2 separate regions of the Homo sapiens genome follow, and region 1 is linked to region 2. The links are chromatin loops, found by intact Hi-C in ENCODE. Cell type or tissue: CD4-positive, alpha-beta T cell. All regions are shown on one strand. Links, peaks and the distances in the headings refer to the core of each region. The heading gives the core; the rest is flanking DNA. Region 1 overlaps EEIG2 (EEIG family member 2). Region 2 has its middle 17 kb from the start of HENMT1.

Evidence for each region. Hi-C counts contacts between places; a loop is a spot of excess contacts. Peaks named below come from ENCODE experiments on the same cell type or tissue, not always from the same donor. Only the 100,000 strongest peaks of a DNase experiment are listed, where the experiment ranks them.
Region 1: it touches region 2 in a loop (8-fold over the local background); 10 of 110 quality-filtered maps call a loop at or near these places.

What each region holds. Positions count from the first base shown.
Region 1 is chr1:108,587,530-108,596,182 of GRCh38, forward strand. All of the region lies in intron 1 of EEIG2 (EEIG family member 2), which reads left to right. Among named protein-coding and RNA genes, the nearest start is that of EEIG2, 32 kb to the left of the region's middle. In CD4-positive, alpha-beta T cell, for the core only: no CTCF peak of the experiment used is centred there; DNase peaks (open chromatin) are centred at 3,672 and 4,672; H3K27ac peaks cover 1,703 bases.
Region 2 is chr1:108,639,390-108,648,042 of GRCh38, forward strand. No RefSeq gene overlaps it. Among named protein-coding and RNA genes, the nearest start is that of HENMT1, 17 kb to the right of the region's middle. RefSeq lists a silencer at 3,149-3,349. In CD4-positive, alpha-beta T cell, for the core only: CTCF peaks have their summits at 4,349 (motif pointing left) and 4,549; DNase peaks (open chromatin) are centred at 1,022, 4,332, 5,672, 7,512 and 1 weaker place; H3K4me3 peaks cover 1,723 bases; H3K27ac peaks cover 4,007 bases.

The sequences.
Region 1 (8,653 bases), core at 217-8,216, 52 kb before region 2:
AAGTTTCACTGCCCTAAAAATCCTCTGTGCTCCACTTGTTCATCCCTCCTACTCCCAACCCCTGGCAATCACTGATTCTTTTCTATCTGCACAGTTTTGCCTTTTCCAGTATGTCATAGTTCATAAGCTAATTTTAATTTCCTATATCCTTGCAGGATTTTTACCTTATCCGTAGGAAAATTTTGTGTAGCTTTCATCAGATTTCCCAGTCTATGATGTGTATTCTGAAATTTTCGGTATGAAGTCTTTCCTTCAATTAATCTAGGAATGTTTTTTTCTCCTGTTACTTCATTTTTATTGTGTCCTCTGCATCTATATTGTTCTAGAAAGTGGAGAGGTGATGCTATGTAGAATTTGCATAGTTAGAGCAAAATAAATTTTGTGAGTTTGAGTTTTTTAGGTTCCACATATAAGTGAGATTATGTGATATTTGTCTTTCTGTGCCGGGGTTATTTCACTTAGCATAATATCCTCCTGGTTCATCTATGTTGTCACAAATGGCAGGATTTCCTTCTTTTTTAAGGCTGAATAATATTCCATTTATGTATATACATCCCACATTTTCTTTATCCATTCATCTGTTGATGGACATTTACGTTGTTTCCATATTTTGTCTCTTGTGATTAATGATGAAATGAACATGGGGGTGCAGATATCTCTTCAAAAAACTAATTTAATTTCCTTTGGATATATACCCAGATGTGGAATTGCTGGGTTATATCATGGTGCTATTTTTTATTTTTTGAGGAATATCCATACTGTTTTCCAAACTGTACCAATTGGCATTCTCACCAGCGGTGTGAAAGGGTTCCCTTTTCTGCATATCCTCACCAACACTTTGTCTTTTGTCTTTTCGATAATATCCATTGTAATTGATAGGAGTGTTAACTCATTGCGGTTTTGATTTGCATTTCTCTGATGATTAATGATGTTGAGCATCTTTTCACATACTTCTTGGCCATTTGTATGTCTTCTTTTTTTATTGTAAATTGACAATTTGTAATTGTATAAGTTTATGGTATAAAAAGAGATGTCATAATTTATGAATACAATGTGGGATAAACTAGTTAATGTATTCATCACCTCAGATACTTGATGTTTTTTGTGGTAACATTTGAAATTTACTCTCTTAGTGTTTGTCTTCTTTTGAGAAATCTCTATTTGAGTCCTTAGCCTATTTTTTAATCAGGTTATTTGACTTTTTTTTTTTTTTTGCTATTGAGTTGTATGAGTTTCTTATATATTTGGGATATTAACCCCTTATCAGCTATATGGTTTGTAAGGTTTGTAAATATTTTCTCCCCTCTGTAGGGGACATACGTTTTTTTAATGAAATTTTTCATCAAGACATCTGTCAGTCACTGAATAAAAACCCTGCATGAAGCTATAAGACTTTTTGTAATATAGAAGATTATAAACAAGTATTCAGCAAATATTCATTTGAGGTCCTACTGTGTGCCAATCAGTGCTATGTTTTTATATGAAATTTCTCATTAGAACAGTTCTAGACAATGAACAGTTGTCTACTGACAAAGTTCCTTGCATTAGAGCTCACTCTTTTCTTTTTATCTCCTCATGATGGAAGAGGAGCCTCTTCTCCTGTTCAGGGCCAGTCCCCCTAATTATCACCTGGATCCCATCGTCTGGCATTCTCAGGGATGAACCTCCTCTGGCACCATTATTCATACCCTCTCAAATCTTTTCTCCTTACTGTTAGTGCTGACAGGTTCTTTACTATCAGCACTAAACCATGCTTAAGTCTCTTCTTACATGTTAAAATGAAATCCTCACTTTATGCATATCCCCATTTGGCTGCCACCCTAATTTTCTCCACTTTATTACTAAAATATTTGAAATGTCTGTGTTCCCTGTCTCTGCTCCTCATAGTAATCCGGCTTCCATCCCTCCTTTTACTGAAACTACACTTGCTAGTGTTATTAGTGAATTCTTCATTGCTAAATTTTTTTTAGCCTTTATCTTACCTGACCTCTCTGCCACATTTGATAATTCAACAATTCTTTCTTTAAAGGTTTTCCCCTTGGCTTTGGTGACAACGTAATCTCCTTTGCTTCTCCCACTGTTGACGTGTTAGCCTCCTTTGCCTGTGCCCCTTCTTCTCGTATACCCTAAGTGTTCATGTTCCTTGGAGTTCCAAACTCTGCCCTCTTCCCTTTCTCCTCTACCCACTCTCCCTGAATGGCCTTATCCATTCCCATAGCTTCAGTGACTATTTACATGCTGAGGTCTTTTGTCCTTTTTTTTTTTTTTTTTTTTTTTTTGAGACAAGATCTCAGTTTGTCACCCAGTCTGGAGTACAGTGGTGCAGTCATGGCTCACTGCAGCCTCAAACTCCCAGGCTTAAGCAGTCCTCCCACCTCAGCCTCCCAAGTAGCTAGGATTATAGGTTTGAGCCATCATGTGCAGCCTGTCATTTACATTTGTATTTTCAGCCCTGACCACCTTTGAGTTCTAGGTCTGTGTATCTGTCTGCCTCCTAGACATTTCCAAATAGGGAACCCACAGGCTCCTCAACCTCAAAATATCCAAAACTGGATTATCATTTCCCTCACTCCCTAATCCCACTAGCAAAATGAGTGAGTGAATAAATAAGAAATAAATAAAACAAAATCTTCTTGTGTCCAATTCTTTTCACCCATTTACCCAAGCCAAAAATATCTCTGATGTATGAGATGTTCATTTATCCTTAGTGTTGTGTCACAATTTTGTAGATCTGACTTATCCTTGGAGTATTAAAATACTTATTTTTGCCTCTGTTCCCACAGGTTTCTTTTTTCTCAAGAGTCTGTATCTTTTAAGAAGTAGAAATCTTCATTAATATTGAAAAAAATCTTTCCTTATAAATTTGACCATTATTTCACTCTGGTGGGCAAATTGAGGTGGACTATATACATCCTTGATAATAACTTGTAACATTTATTATTGAGATACACTGTAAGCCAGGCACTGTTCTGAACTCTTGTGTGTAATAATTCATTTGGTTTCCCCAAATTCCCATGAGTTGTAGGTATTGTTACATCCTGTTTCACAGAGGAGGAAATGCAGAATGCAGAGAGGTTAGGAACGTGTCCAGCGTGACAGTTGGCAGGGAGCAGAGGCAGGATTTGAACACAAGCAGCCTGGCTCTGGATCCTTTAAGCTCTTAACCTCTATGCAATACTATCTGGCAAACAGTTTGCATTCTTCATAGCAGTTTCTTATCACTGTTTTTTAAAAAGTTAAAAATATACTGAATTACCAAGACATGGCATAATTTTAAATGTGTACCTAGGGTATACCTATGCAAGTTATTCGAGAATAAGTAATGCATTTTGCTGGTACAGTAGTCACAAAAAAATGGATCCATAATTTTCCTTTTATTTTACTTTTATTTTTTAAAGACTTTCTAGATTTTCTTTGACTCGTTTGAAACACAAGGCCATAGCAACATTTCTTCTGAGTCCTCTGCTTATTTTATGTCAGCAGCTGTATCACTTTATCTTAGAAATACTTGGGTTTTCACAGTATCAACACAAATCATATTCTGTTGCTTTGTTTCTGGAAAGTGGTTAAGCAACTGTATAAAAGTCATAGGAAATTAATGACTCACATAACGGAAACCATTTACTAATGTGACTTTTGTCTCAGATGCCAAGTAGTCTGAGTTTGTTTCCATGGTAACCCATCAGTATAACAAATGGTCGCAAACTAACTTTGCTACTTTTTTGGTTGTTTGTTTCATTTGGACAGCTTTCTGATAGCTGTGTGTGTGCGTGTGTGTACACATTAAAGATTATCACACACAAAAAAAATCTGAGTAATTGCCTTAGTTGCACAAACAAAACCTTTTTTTAGAGAGATTGTTTGAGAATCCAAGGCTATTTTGATGTTACAAAACGATAAAGATTACTTAACATATCTTTCTACTTCAGTTCCTATTAAGAAAGGGCACACAGTCATCAATTTTTAAGCCCATACATTTAAAAAATTCATTTATAATATTTGTTTATTTGAAATGTATCAATCATAGGAGACTCTGCCAGAAACAAGGCAGAGAGAACGGGAAATGAGGACACTGTCTTGGGAGACTGAAGACTGAGTGAATGATGGAAGAAGTGGAGGCAGCCAGCTCTTTCCTGCCCCTCCCTGGGGGACAGTGCTCTAGGGTAGGGAAAAGAGGACACTGAGAAGGGAACCAAGGCAGGCCTGGTCATATGGGACACCGAGTTGCAGAGAGATTTCTAGAGGAGGTAATGACAAAACTAGATGCGTTAGAATTAAACTGGTGAGTGCGGGAAGTTGAAAGGAGAGTGGATGGAATAGAAGGGAAAGAAAAAATCATGAACAAAGGCATGCAAATGAGAAATAGTGTGAAGTAAATGGGAATGACAAACAATATAAGACAGAAAGAAAGGGTCAAGAGATAAGACTAAAGACAGACAGGGGCTTAATCATAAAGAGGCCCCATTAAGGAGGTTGAACCTAATCCTATAAGAGGAAGCAGTGAAGGATTTTAAACAGAAATGACATTATCAAGTTTGTATTTTAAAAAGAGTTCTCTGGTAGCAATGAGGAAGATAGATCTGAGCGGGGACCATTAAGGAGGCTGTTGCCATGCTTCAGGGAAGAGATATTGAGAGTCTGAATTGTGGTGGTGCTAGACACAGGAAAGGGCTTGATTTACAAATAGGAAGTAACACAGGCAAGAATTGGTAGCTGGAACCAGTCATTTGTGGCCCATGCCTGACTTCAGTTATTCATTTGGTCAACAAATCTTTATTGTTTCCTGTGTTTGGCAAATGATTAGTGTTATGCTGTACTCTTTCCCACCTTCATCATTTCTGGATTTCTTCTCCATTAAGGATTCTTTGTTTGCACATCATGAGGTAATTAATAGACAACTGCACTTCGCATGGCTCTAGTTCATCCCAACCTGATCTCTTGTCTTGGCTTATTTGACTTTCTTACTCACATAAGAACCTGTTTCAGAGTCCTAGCACATTTGTCAGTCTACTACTTGGGAGGCAGTATCTATGTGTTCGGATAGGGGCTTATTGCCCAGGAAGTGAATCAGAGCTTATTTGTGTCTTCATTGGGTGGGACTCTACGGGTCATGAAAAATATGTACAATAGGTTCCAGTGTATTTCGTCTGTATACTTAAATGAGGGGAACAGGACTCTGGGATGGACCACCTACAACAATGTGAATAACATTTGAACTTTGCAGATTTGGAAATGGTAAGACTTAGTCTATGTCAGTTAGGATTTAGTTCAGCTGCATATAACAAAATCCAAAATAAGCATTTTAAATAATAAGATTTAAGAAGTTTGGGCTGGGTGTGGTGACTTGGCCAGGCATGGTGGCTCTCGCCTGTAATCTCAGCACTTTGAGAGGCCAGGGTGGGCGGGTCACTTGAGTTTAGGAGTTTGAGATGAGCCTGGCCAACTTGGTGAAACCCCATCTCTACAAAAAATACAAAAATTAGCTAGGCATGGTGGCACACACCTGTAGTCCTAGCTACTCGGGAGGCTGAGACAGAAAAATTGCTTGAACCTGAGAGGTGGAGTTTGCAGTGAGCTGAGATCACACCACTGCACTCAGCCTGCATGACAGAGTGAGACTCTGTCTCCAAAAAAATAAAAAATAAATACATAAATAAAAGGAGTTTGGAGGGAGAAAGTCCAGGGCTACATGTTTCTTAGAGACCCACCTTCCTTCTGGCTCTGCACCATCATCACATGGCTTTTCCTGAGGGTAACCTCGAGGTCCAAAATGACTGATGAGAATCTAATCATCATCATGACAGTTTTCCAGGCAGAGGAAAGAATAAAAGGTAAAAGGGTATGTTTCAACTGTCCCTCTCTTACTCTGCCTTTCCAAAAGTTATACCCAATAACCTCCATTTATATCTCATTAGCTTATACTCCATCCCATGCCTACCCTGTAAGCTGCAAGGGAGGTCAGGAAAATGCAGTCTTTTAACTGGACATATTGCCAGTTTGAGTAAAATCAGGGTTCTCCTTTTAAGGAAGAAGAGAGACTGCATATTGGATAAGTAACTGACAGTTTTTGCCACATACGCTCCTGGGCAAACCATTTGACTAGTCAAGCTGGTAGGTTACTTACTAGCCTGCTAGGAAGTACCATGATAAACAGATGTCAGAGACCTAAAGCCTTATCTAGAGGCTAGGACTACTAGGTGGGTTCACCAGTTAACATGTTGATATATGAATCTGAGGACTAAAGAAGAAGACTTAGTTTTGTTTGTTTGTTTTGTTTTGTTTTGTTTGTTTTTTGAGATAAAGCCTCGCTCTGTTGCCCAGGCTAGTGTGCAGTGGCGCAATCTCAGCTCACTACAGCCTCAACCTCCTGGGCTCAAGCAATCCTCCCACCTCAGCTGCCCGAGAAGCTGGGACCACAGGCGTACACCACCATGCTCAACTAATTTTTATATTTTTTTTGTAGAGATGAGGTTTCACCATGTTGCCCAGGCTGGTCCCGAACTCCTGAGCTCAAGCAATCCGCTTGCCTTGGTCTCCGAAAGTGCTGGGATTACAAGCATTGAGCCACCGTGCCCAGCCTGAGGACTTAGATTTTTAAGTTCTCAGTACATGCATAATAGTTAAGTCCATCAGAGTAAAAAAAATGAGAAAGCCGCCAAGGACAGAAGCTTGGTGGACATCAACATTTTAAGGAGACAGGAGCAAGAAACTGCAAAGAAATAGTCACATAAATACCAAGGACAAGAATATTGTAAGAATGTATAAGAAGGGTCAAGTATGATACTAAAAAATTACCCTTGGATTTGACAATTAGTTACTTACTCATGAGCAGTTTCAGTGGAATTGTGCGGGGTAGAAGCCTGATTAAGAGGGACTGAAAAGTAACTGGGAGGTGAGGAGATGGAAAATGTCTATACTGTAGAGACAGTTCTTCAAATTTCAGTTCCAACCTTTCCTGCTGAGTGACCTTTGACAAGTCACATAATTTCTGTGTATCTTAGTTCCTTTATCTATAAAATGGAGTTAGTAGTACCCTCCCCATATAGTTGCTTTGAGGATTTAGTAGTTAATATGTGTAATTTTTAATATGTGTATTTATAACAATGCCTGTAATAATAATCACTCAATAAGTGCTGTCATCATTATCCTTAGTATCATCATCTTCAGGGAGCTTGGACCTGAAGGCAGAGTGATAGTAAGTAGGTGAGGACATGGAATTGTGGGAAGTGTATTTTTTCCCGTAAGATTAAAAGACATGTCCTGTATGAAAACCAGTTCTCTATCTCTATTTTACACTGTAATTCCAATTACCTGTCCATATTTATAATGCTGTGCTGAAGTTTCTTAATCTCTTGTTTTTTTCCCCAAGCCCATCAAACTTAATGTTGGCTTCCTCCACTCTCTAACTAAACTAGATTAATATTTCTGCTAATATTTCTTTCCTGCTTGTCTGGTTTGTTTCTTAAAAAAAAATTCACATACAGAGTTCACTTGATTTCTTTGGTTTTTATTACTCAGGCGAAAGCTGCCCTCCATTTGTGCAAATAATAACATATACGATTAGGCATGTAAAAGCTACTACATTATAAGGGCATTTAAAGTATTTATATATTAGTATTGCCAAGGAATTCCACTTATTTCACAAACAAATGAAATGTGACAGTCATGCTGCTGTACTTCAGCCTGGGCAGCAAAGCAAGACCCCATCTCAAAAGAAAGGAATTAAGGGAAGGAGGGATGGAGAGAGGGAGGGAAAGAATAAAGAGAAGGAAGAAGGGAGGGAGGGAGGGAAAGAATGAAGGAAGGAAGGAAGGAAAATGTAGTGGCTTTTACAGAGGGAGAGAGGGAAGGAGGGAGGGAAGGAAGGAAGGAGCGAGCTTTTACAGAGGGAGAGAGGAGGAAAGGAGGGAGGGAGGGAAGGAGGAAGGATGGAAGGAAGGGAGGGGGGAAATGTAGCAAGTTTTACATGCCTAATTGTATGGAGAAAGGGAGGGAGGGAGGAAAAAAATGTAGCTTTTACGGAGGGAGAGAGGGAGAGAGGGAGGAAAGGGAGGGTGGGAGGGAGATGTAGTAGCTTTTACATGCCAAGGGAAGGAAGGGAGGGAGGGAGGAAGATGTAATAGCTTTTACATGCTGGAAGGAGGGAGGGAGGGAAATGTAGTAGCTTTTACATGCCAAGGGAAGGAAGGGAGGGAGAGAGGGAGATGTAATAGCTTTTACATGCTGGAGGGAGAGAGGAAGGGAGGGAAATGTAGTAGCTTTTACATGCCTAATCGTATATGTTATCATTTGCACAAATGGAGGGCAGCTTTGGCCTGAGTAATAAAAACCAAAGAAATCAAGTGAACTCTGTATGTGAATGTTTCTTTTAAGAAACAAACCAGACAAGCAGGAAAGACGTATTTGCAGAAATATTAATCTAGTTTAGTTAGAGAGTGGAGGAAGCCAACATTAAGTTTGATGGGCTTGGGGAAAAAACAAGAGATTAAGAAACTTCAGCACAGCATTATAAATACAGACAGGTAATTGGAATTACAGTGTAAAATAGAGATAGTGAACAGGAAGTAAGGGAGGCAGGGATTAGGACTTTGCTTTTTAAGATACCATCCAATTTTCATGTTAGACAATAAAGAAAATTCTTAGTGGGTTTTTT
Region 2 (8,653 bases), core at 386-8,385:
TGAAAGAACCAAAATAACTTATCCCTGAGGGTTTATTTATTTATTACCAGGGAGCATGGGACAGATTTGAACGCCCCCAGTGGCGGATTTCTCTTTGAACCCTTGGGCAGCCCATGCAGTGGCATGGACCTGGGCTTTGGGTGAGACAAACCTGAGTCTGAATACAAACTCCCCTCTGAACCTGGCCTCAAACTCCTGAGCTCAAGTGATCCTCCCACTTTGGCCTCCCAAAGTGCTAGGATTGCAGGTGTGAGCCCATGCGCCTGGCCTGAACCTATTTTCTAATCTAGGATGGGCATAACACCAACACTCTTACTGGGTTGTGATGAAAGACACGGGCATTATTGTTAAGAGTATGCTACTTTCTAGGCACTCGGTGGTCCATCAAGCCAAAATTTGCCTTCGTATAGCATCTACACACATATACTAATTTCTAGTGTTGGACATACAGATGCTTATTAAATGTGCCACTATTAGCATATACCCAAAAGAAAGGAAATAAGTGTGTCCGGAATTGGTGGGTTTTTGGTTTTACTGACTTTAAGAATGAAGCCGTGGACCCTCGCGGTGAGTGTTACAGCACTTAAGGTGGCGTGTCTGGAGTTTGTCCCTTTTGATGTTTCGATGTGTTTGGAGTTTTTTCCTTTTGGTGGGTTTGTGGTTTTGTTGGCTTAGGAGTGAAGTTGTAGACCTTTGTGGTGAGTGCTACAGTTTTTAAGGCAGTACGTCTGGAGTTGTTTGTTTCTTTTGGTGGGCTTGTGGTCTTGCTGGGCTTAGGAGTGAAGCTGTAGATCTTTGCAGTCAGTGTTACAGCTCATAAAAGTAGTGTGGACCCAAAGAGTGAGCAGTAGCAAGATTTATTGTAAAGAGCAAAAGAACAAAGCTTCCACAGTGTGGAAGGGGACCCGAGGGGGTTGCCACTGCTGACTCAGGCAGCCTGCTTTTATTCTCTTATCTGGCCCCACCCACATCCTGCTGATTGGTAAAGCTGAGTGGCCTGTTAGGGCACTGATTGGTGTGTTTGCAATCCCTGAGCTAGATACAAAGGTTCACCACGTCCCCATCAGATTAGTTAGATAGGGAGTTTCCACACACAGGTTTTCCAGAGCCCCACCAGAGCAGCTAGATACAGAGTGTTGATTGGTGCATTCACAAACCTTGAGCTAAACACAGGGTGCTGATTGGTGTGTTTACAAACCTTGAGCTAGATACAGAGTGCCGATTGGTGTATTTACAATCCCTGAACTAGACATAAAAGTTCTCCACGTCCTCACCAGAGCAGCTAGATACAGAGTGTCGATTGGTGCACTCATAAACCTTGAGCTAAACACGGGGCTGATTGGTGTATTTACAATCCCTGAGCTAGATATAAAGACTCTCCACGTCCCCACCCGACTCAGGAGCCCAGCTGGCTTCACCTAGTGGATCCCGCACCGGGGCTGCAGGTGGAGCTGCCTGCCAGTCCTGCGCCGTGCGCTCCCATTCCTCAGCCCTTGGGTGGTCGATGGGACTGGGCACCGTGGAGTAGGGGGTGGTGCTCGTCGGGGAGGCTCGGGCCGCACAGGAGCCCATGGAGTGGGTGGGAGGCTCAGGCATGGCGGGCTGCAGGTCCCGAGCCCTGCCCTGCGGGAAGGCAGCTAAGGCCGGGCGAGAAATCAAGCGCAGCGCCGGTGGGCTGGCACTGCTGGGGGACTCAGTACACCCTCCGCAGCCACTGGCCCGGGTGCTAAGTCCCCCATTGCCCGGGGCCAGCAGGCTGCTCCGAGGGCGGGGCCCACCAAGCCCACGCCCACCCGGAACTCCAGCTGGCCCGCAAGCGCCGCACGCAGCCCCGGTTCCCGCTGGTGCCTCTCCCTCCACACCTCCCTGCAAGCTGAGGGAGTGGGCTCCAGCCTGGGCCAGCCCAAAAAGGGGCTCCCACAGTGCAGTGGGGGGGCTGAAGGGCTCCTCAAATGCCACCAAAGTGAGAGCCCAGGCAGGGGAGGTGCCAAGAGCAAGCGAGGGCTCTGAGGACTGCCAGCATGCTGTCACCTCTCATAAGTATATTGAAGAGATACCTGCACTTTTACATTTATTGCAGCACTATTCACAATACCCAAGGTTTGGAAGCAACCTAAGTGTCCATCAACACTTAGATGAATTCACAGAGAAAATGTGGTACATAAATGCAGTAGAGTACTATTCAGCAATAAAAAAGAATGAGATCCTGTCATTTGCAACAACATGGATGGAACTGGAGGCCATTATGTTAAGTAAAATAGGCCAGGCACAGCAAGACAAACTTCAGATGTTCTTACTTATTTGTGGGAACTAGAAATTAAAATAATTGAACTCATGGAGATAAGAGAGTAGAAGGATAGTTACCAGAGGCTGGGAAGGGTAGTTAGGGGGTAGGGTGTGGGAGGTGGGCAAAAAAAATGAATGAATAAGATGTAGTATTTGCTAGCAAAAAAGGGTAACTATAATCAAAAATAATTTAATTGTACATTTTAAGAGTATAATTGGGCCAGGCGCAGTGGCTGAAGCCTGTAATCCCAGCACTTTGGGAGGCCAAGGCAGGCGCGTCACTAGAGGTCAGGAGTTTGAGACCAGCCTGACCAACATGGTGAAACCCCATCTCTACTAAAAATACAAAAATTAGTCGGGTGTGGTGGTGCACGCCTGTAATCCCAGCTACTCAGGAGGCTGAGGCAGGAGAATCGCTTGAACCCAGGAGACGAGGTTGCAGTGAGCCGAGCTCGCACCATTGTACTCCAGCCTGGGCGACAGAGCAAGACTCCATCTCAAAAAAAAAAAAAAAGTATAATTGGATTGTTTGTAACACAAAGGATAAATGCTTGAAGTAACAGATACTGTTACTTCACATTATTAATGATAAATGTTAAAACACATTTACCCTGATGTGATTATTACACATTACATGCCTATATCAAAATATCTCATATACCCCCTATATACACCTACTATGTACCCACAAACATTTTTTCACTATTACAGTTTAAGATCATCACTTAACAAATGGTATTTATGTCACCTATATCCTCGTACAGACTGTTCTATTCCCATAGACCAGAATGTCCTCAGAGAACAAAAACAATGCCAACAGTGTCCCTCTGCTGATATTCAAATTATAATAGCAATTTAATATTAATAAAGAACTATGGTTTAATGTCAGTTTGAACCCAGCATCTTCTCTGCAGATTGTCAGGGCCTCCCTGGACAGTGCAGATTTAAAAAGGTTATATGACTAAAGAGAAAGCACCCTGCTCTTGTCAGGACAGAGTAGGGTATGGACACTCTAGGGGAAAACCTCCACACTCCTCCCCAGTACAGAGGATCACCCAGAATAACTTTGTACCAGATCACAGCAGAACCTGGCAGGACTCTGATCTGCCCCCTCAGATGCTGCCCACATCTCCAACATGGAGTTCTCAGACCCAGCCTTCTTGTTTCGACTTGGCCCACCTTTCTTCAACACCTGGTGGCTTTCTTCCTCTTTCTCTGTCTGTCCTTCCCTTTCTCTTTCACCTGTTTTCACTTCGCTTCCTGTACCTATGCATCACTTATCTGGTAGCAGCACATAATGAAATCTTTCCTTCCATTTGTATGATAGGTAGGAAATCACTGGTGGAATTAATCCAGTCCACATTATACAAAGTTTAACAGAAAATTAAGAAACCTAGGCTGGGCGCAGTGGCTCACGCCTGTAATCCCAGAACTTTGGGAGGCCGAGGTGGGTGGATCATCTGAGGTCAGGAGTTTGTGGCCAGTCTGACCAACATGGTGAAACCCCGTCTCTACTAAAAATACAAAAAATTAGCTGGGCGTGGTGGCGGGTGCCTGTAATTCCAGCTACTTGGGAGGCTGAGGCAGGAGAATCACTTGAACCCGTGAGGTGGAAGTTGCAGTGAGCTGAGATCGTGCCATTGCACTCCAGCCTGGGCGACAGAGTAAGACTCTGTCTAAAAAAAAAAAAAAAAAGAAACCTAAACAGGCATAAATTTAGACAGTCCCTGGGTCAGTGATCTCTATTCCATGTGAACCTATTTAATAGGAAATGTCAGAAAATTTCCCAAATGAATGTTTAGACCTCATTCCCATGCATTTATAACCCAGCTAGGTTGAGGTATTACCTCAACCATTTCTTAAGAAATTGACTTCACCGCAGATCTTCAAACCATTTCAACACTGTTTTTCCTTAGTGTATGCATTGCAGAAAACCTCAAACCTCTGCAGAAAGTTGGCATGCTAAGCTTTTTTGGCATCTTGTTTTTTGAATCTTATATTGGGGAACCCTTAAAGCGAGTATGTGCAGCTACTTAAAATAGGAAAAGTGTGCCACCTTCTGGCCTTGAACGTCTGTTGATTCAGTTCAAATCTACCTGTCTCAAGTGATCCTATCTGCTCCTATTTCACATATATTTCATGAAATTTAGACCAAAGGAAAAACACATTTTTTATCTTGTAATTTTTAAAATTTGAAATAATTTCAACAGACTTTGAAGCATTGCACATTTTGCTTAAAGTAAAATTGTTTCCTTTGGTGTAGGATTAATGAAAAATTCTCTAAGTACAGTTCCATGAAGATTTCTACCCAAAAGCACTGCTTGGGCAGCATGGTAAAGAACATATGTACAGGGCCAGGTGGGAAACAGCAGTGAGAACACACAGAGCCTGTTCAGTGAAAGCAAAGGCTCTGATGGGTCAAGGGTGATGTGTGGGAGCAGGGAGTCATGTTGTTGGGTAAGACAATACAATCAGATCACAGTTTAATCTGACTAATTCTAGCTTGAGTCTAGCATGCAGGATGAAGTTGAGCATGTAGAAAGAAATGAGATTGTTGCAGCAGTGGAGGCAAAAGTGTGCAGGCAGAGTACACACAATTCAGCAGGAACATTAAGAACCCAACAGAGAAATAGAGGACATGAATTGTTAACTTTCAAGATAAAAGGTATTAACACATACTGCTGGCTTCAAAAGCTTGTATTTAACATTTACTATACACATTTCCAACTTCCAGCTCCTAGCAGCTTGTTTGCTAGACCTCAGCAATATTCCCAGCTGTCCCCTTTTTCTAGATATCACCAAGGATGTGCATCATATATGTGAAAGGAAAATATCTTGGACCCCTAAAATCACTAAGCGAAAGGAAAATTCAAACTGGAAACTACTCAGGGCAAACCTAGCTCCCATTCTATTCAAAGTCATCCCTCTGCTCACTGAGGTAGATGCATATCTGACTGCCTCCTTTGGAAAAGCTTATCAGAAACTCAAAAAAATGCAACCATTTGTCTCTCCTCTACCAGTGCCCTGGAAGCTCCCTCCTTGCTTTGAGTTGTCCCCGCCTTTCTGGATGGAACCAATGTACTTCTTACATATATTGATTAATGTCTCATGTCTCCCTAAAATGTATAAAACCAAGATGTGCCCCGACCACCCTGAGTACATGTTGTCAGGACCTCCTGAGACTGTGTCATGGGAGCGTGTCCTCAACCTTGGCAAAATAAACTTTCTAAATTAGCTGAGACCTGTCTCAAATGTTCGAGGTTCACAAATATAATGATAAGCCATGTTTGCTGTAGTTAGCACCTAGCATCCTTCATGAAGGCAGAAACCCACAGTTCTCAGTCTTCAAAAGACCACATTGCCACTGCTGACACTGCTCAGTCCCTGACTTCCTGTCAACTGCTCGACACACAGTCTCCACAGGACCAGGCATAACGAGATAAAGATTTAATGTTCTTGGCACCCAAACTCTAGTTGAAGAAATTGCCTTTATTTGGAGTTCTCCCTTGATAACCGCTGGCAGAACTGAGGGCTGAGAACACTTGAAGGGAGCTGAACTGCTGGGCGTGCCGTGGGGCAGCAGGTTGGCAGTCACAGGAAAGGAGGGGAGGGGGTGGGGCAAGCGAGGGCAGCTGGGGAAGGTGAGCTGGGAGCTGCTGCCAGATGAGAAGGAGGGTAAGGTGGGATGTGTTTGAGGAGCCTCGGAGCAGCATAGAAGGGGCTGAGATTCACATCTCAGTTGTATGGAACTGAACTTGAAGGCAGGCAGTGCTGTGATAACGTAAGCTTTTAGGAAATCATAGAAGTCTCAGAGTTTTGGAGTTACCCAGACTATGGAAATAGGAGTTGGAGGCAAATTATATTCAGATCTCAAGGGCCAGGGAGGTTTCAATACCTGGTAGTGCAGATTTCGTATCTAGTCTGGGAGGTGGGCAGTGGCAGTGAGAACCTTCTCTCAAAGAAGACTGCAGATTAAACTCTGTCTCCTGCTCAGCGCACTTGTTTTCACATTGTCTGTGGTGGCTTTGACTCAAGCAGAGTTGAATAGTTGTGATAGAGACTGGATCACCTGCAAAGATTTACTGTCTAGCCCCAAAAGCACGTCTGGCAACCCCTGACCTCAAGTATTAATGAGCCTTTCAGTGTGCAAAGAAAGGCCTGTATCCAGGTTGGGGGAAAGACAAACTTCTCAAGAAGAACGTAGGTACAGAAGCCGCAGAGAGAGCGGGAAGGCCATGGGGAAGAGCAGCTCCAGCCCCCATGGCAGTCATGAGCACTTAAAATGTTTCCACATGGGGGCTCCAGTGATTAGGCTCGAACAAAGTTAACTGATTAACTTTCAAGAAAGATCAGAGAAACGGCTGGTCTTGGCTAGAAACCTTGGCTCTACCACAGAAGAGCAATGATGAGAAGGGAACTCTAGAGTGAAAACTGCAGAGGCCTAGAAAGGTGAGGACGGACAGAGGGCCTTTGAGAGCAGGAATAGGGTGGGGCTACAAATCTCTTGTTCATGTGCACCTTTGAGCATTCATGGGGGAAGTCTGATAGCAGTATTAGAAATTCAAGGAAAAAACAGCTGGTTTACCAATGTAATGTGATTAAAAGACGGTTCTCATCAGAATCCCTCAATTCTCTCCCCCCTCACCAAATCCCCTTCCCATCTGCTTAATTATTAACCCTTGGAAACTCAGCTTGAGAATTACTCCCCCCAGCCCTCTCCCAGGCACCAACTCTGCATCTCCATAGCCCCCATTCCAGACCGCTCAGGATGTCCTAGCTGTGGCACAGATGGTTATTTGCCAGTGTTCCTTCTCCCCTTGTTCCTTGGCAGACCAAGTGGACACATGACCTCCCAGAATAAAAACTGTATTTCGCAGCTGATACGGTTTGGATCTGTGTCCCCATTCAAATCTCATGTCAAACTGTAATCCCTGATATTGAAGGAGGGGCCTGCTGGGAAGTGATCATGGGGGTGGGTCCTTTGTGAATGGTTTCGCACCATCCCCTTAGTGCTGTTCTCGTGACAGAGTCCGCCCAAGACCTGCTTAAACGTGTTCAGCACCACCCCTCGCTCCGCCTTGCTCCTGTTCCCACCATGTGAGATGCCTCGCCCCGCCCCAACCCTTTGCCTTCTGCCATTACTGGAAGTTTCCTGAGGCCTCCCCAGAAGCAGAAGCTGCTATGCTTCCTGTACACTCTGTGGAACCATGAGCCAATAAACCTCTTTATTACCCAGTCTCTGCTATTTCTTTACAGCAATGCAAGAACAGACTAATATATCAGCTTCCCTTTGTGTGGCCTGAAGACCACATTCTGATCAACAGGAAGTAAGCAGTCGTGTTGCGTAACAACCCACAGCAAGCTTTACCAGACAGCTTGTGTGTGCCCTTTGTCCCTTCTCTTCTTTCTGCTGTTTCAGAATATGAAAGTAGTAGCCAGAGCTCAAATCTCTCTCTCTGTCCCTGGATGGCATACTAAGTAGCCACAACATGCAAGATGGACGTCTGGGTCCCAAAAGTGGCAGAGCTCCCATGCCTGGGGCTTACCTCTGGACTCCTGTGCCTAAGAAATGCCTCTCATTTAAACTACTGTTTTCCCCCATGAGGTGAAGCTATGTTTCTTTCTCCCATTAGTACTACCACCCCAATTCCAACCAGAGAAGTACTACCACCCCAATTCCATCCTCAGAAGAGGGTGCTCAAAAAACAATCCCAGCACTTTGGGAAGCTGAGGCAGGAGGACCACTTGAGCCCAGAAGTTCAAGACCAGTCTGGGCAACATAGTGAGACCCTATCTCTACAAATTTTTAATTAGCTGGGCATGGTGGTACATGCCAGTAGTTCAAGCTACTGGTGGGGAGGAGGTGAGGTGGGAGGATTATTTTAGCCCAGAGGCTGAGGCTACAATGAGCCATGATTGTGCCACTGCACTCCAGCCTGGGTAACAGAACAAGACCCTGTCTCAAAAAAACAACAACAACAACAACAAAACATGGACAGCAATTACATCATGAAGAGGCTTCTATGCCCTCCAACCACCTGCATTCCTGTTTTATTGATGTTCTAGGCTAAATATTACACAGGTTAGAATTTGGCATTAAGGAGATAGAGAATCCCAGAAAAATTTTAAAGCTACTCTTACCCCAAAGAAAAGGTTTTGAACACTATATTTGATAACTTTCTCTTAAATTTTTAATATCACAATTGATATGGTTTGTATTTCTGTCCTTGCCCAAATCTCATGTCAAATTGTAATCCCCAATATTGGAGGAGGGGGCTGGTGGGAGGTGATTGGGTTATGAGGGCGGATTTCCCCCTTGCTATTCTTGTTATTAAACCTGGTTGTTTAAAAGTGTGTAGACCTCCCC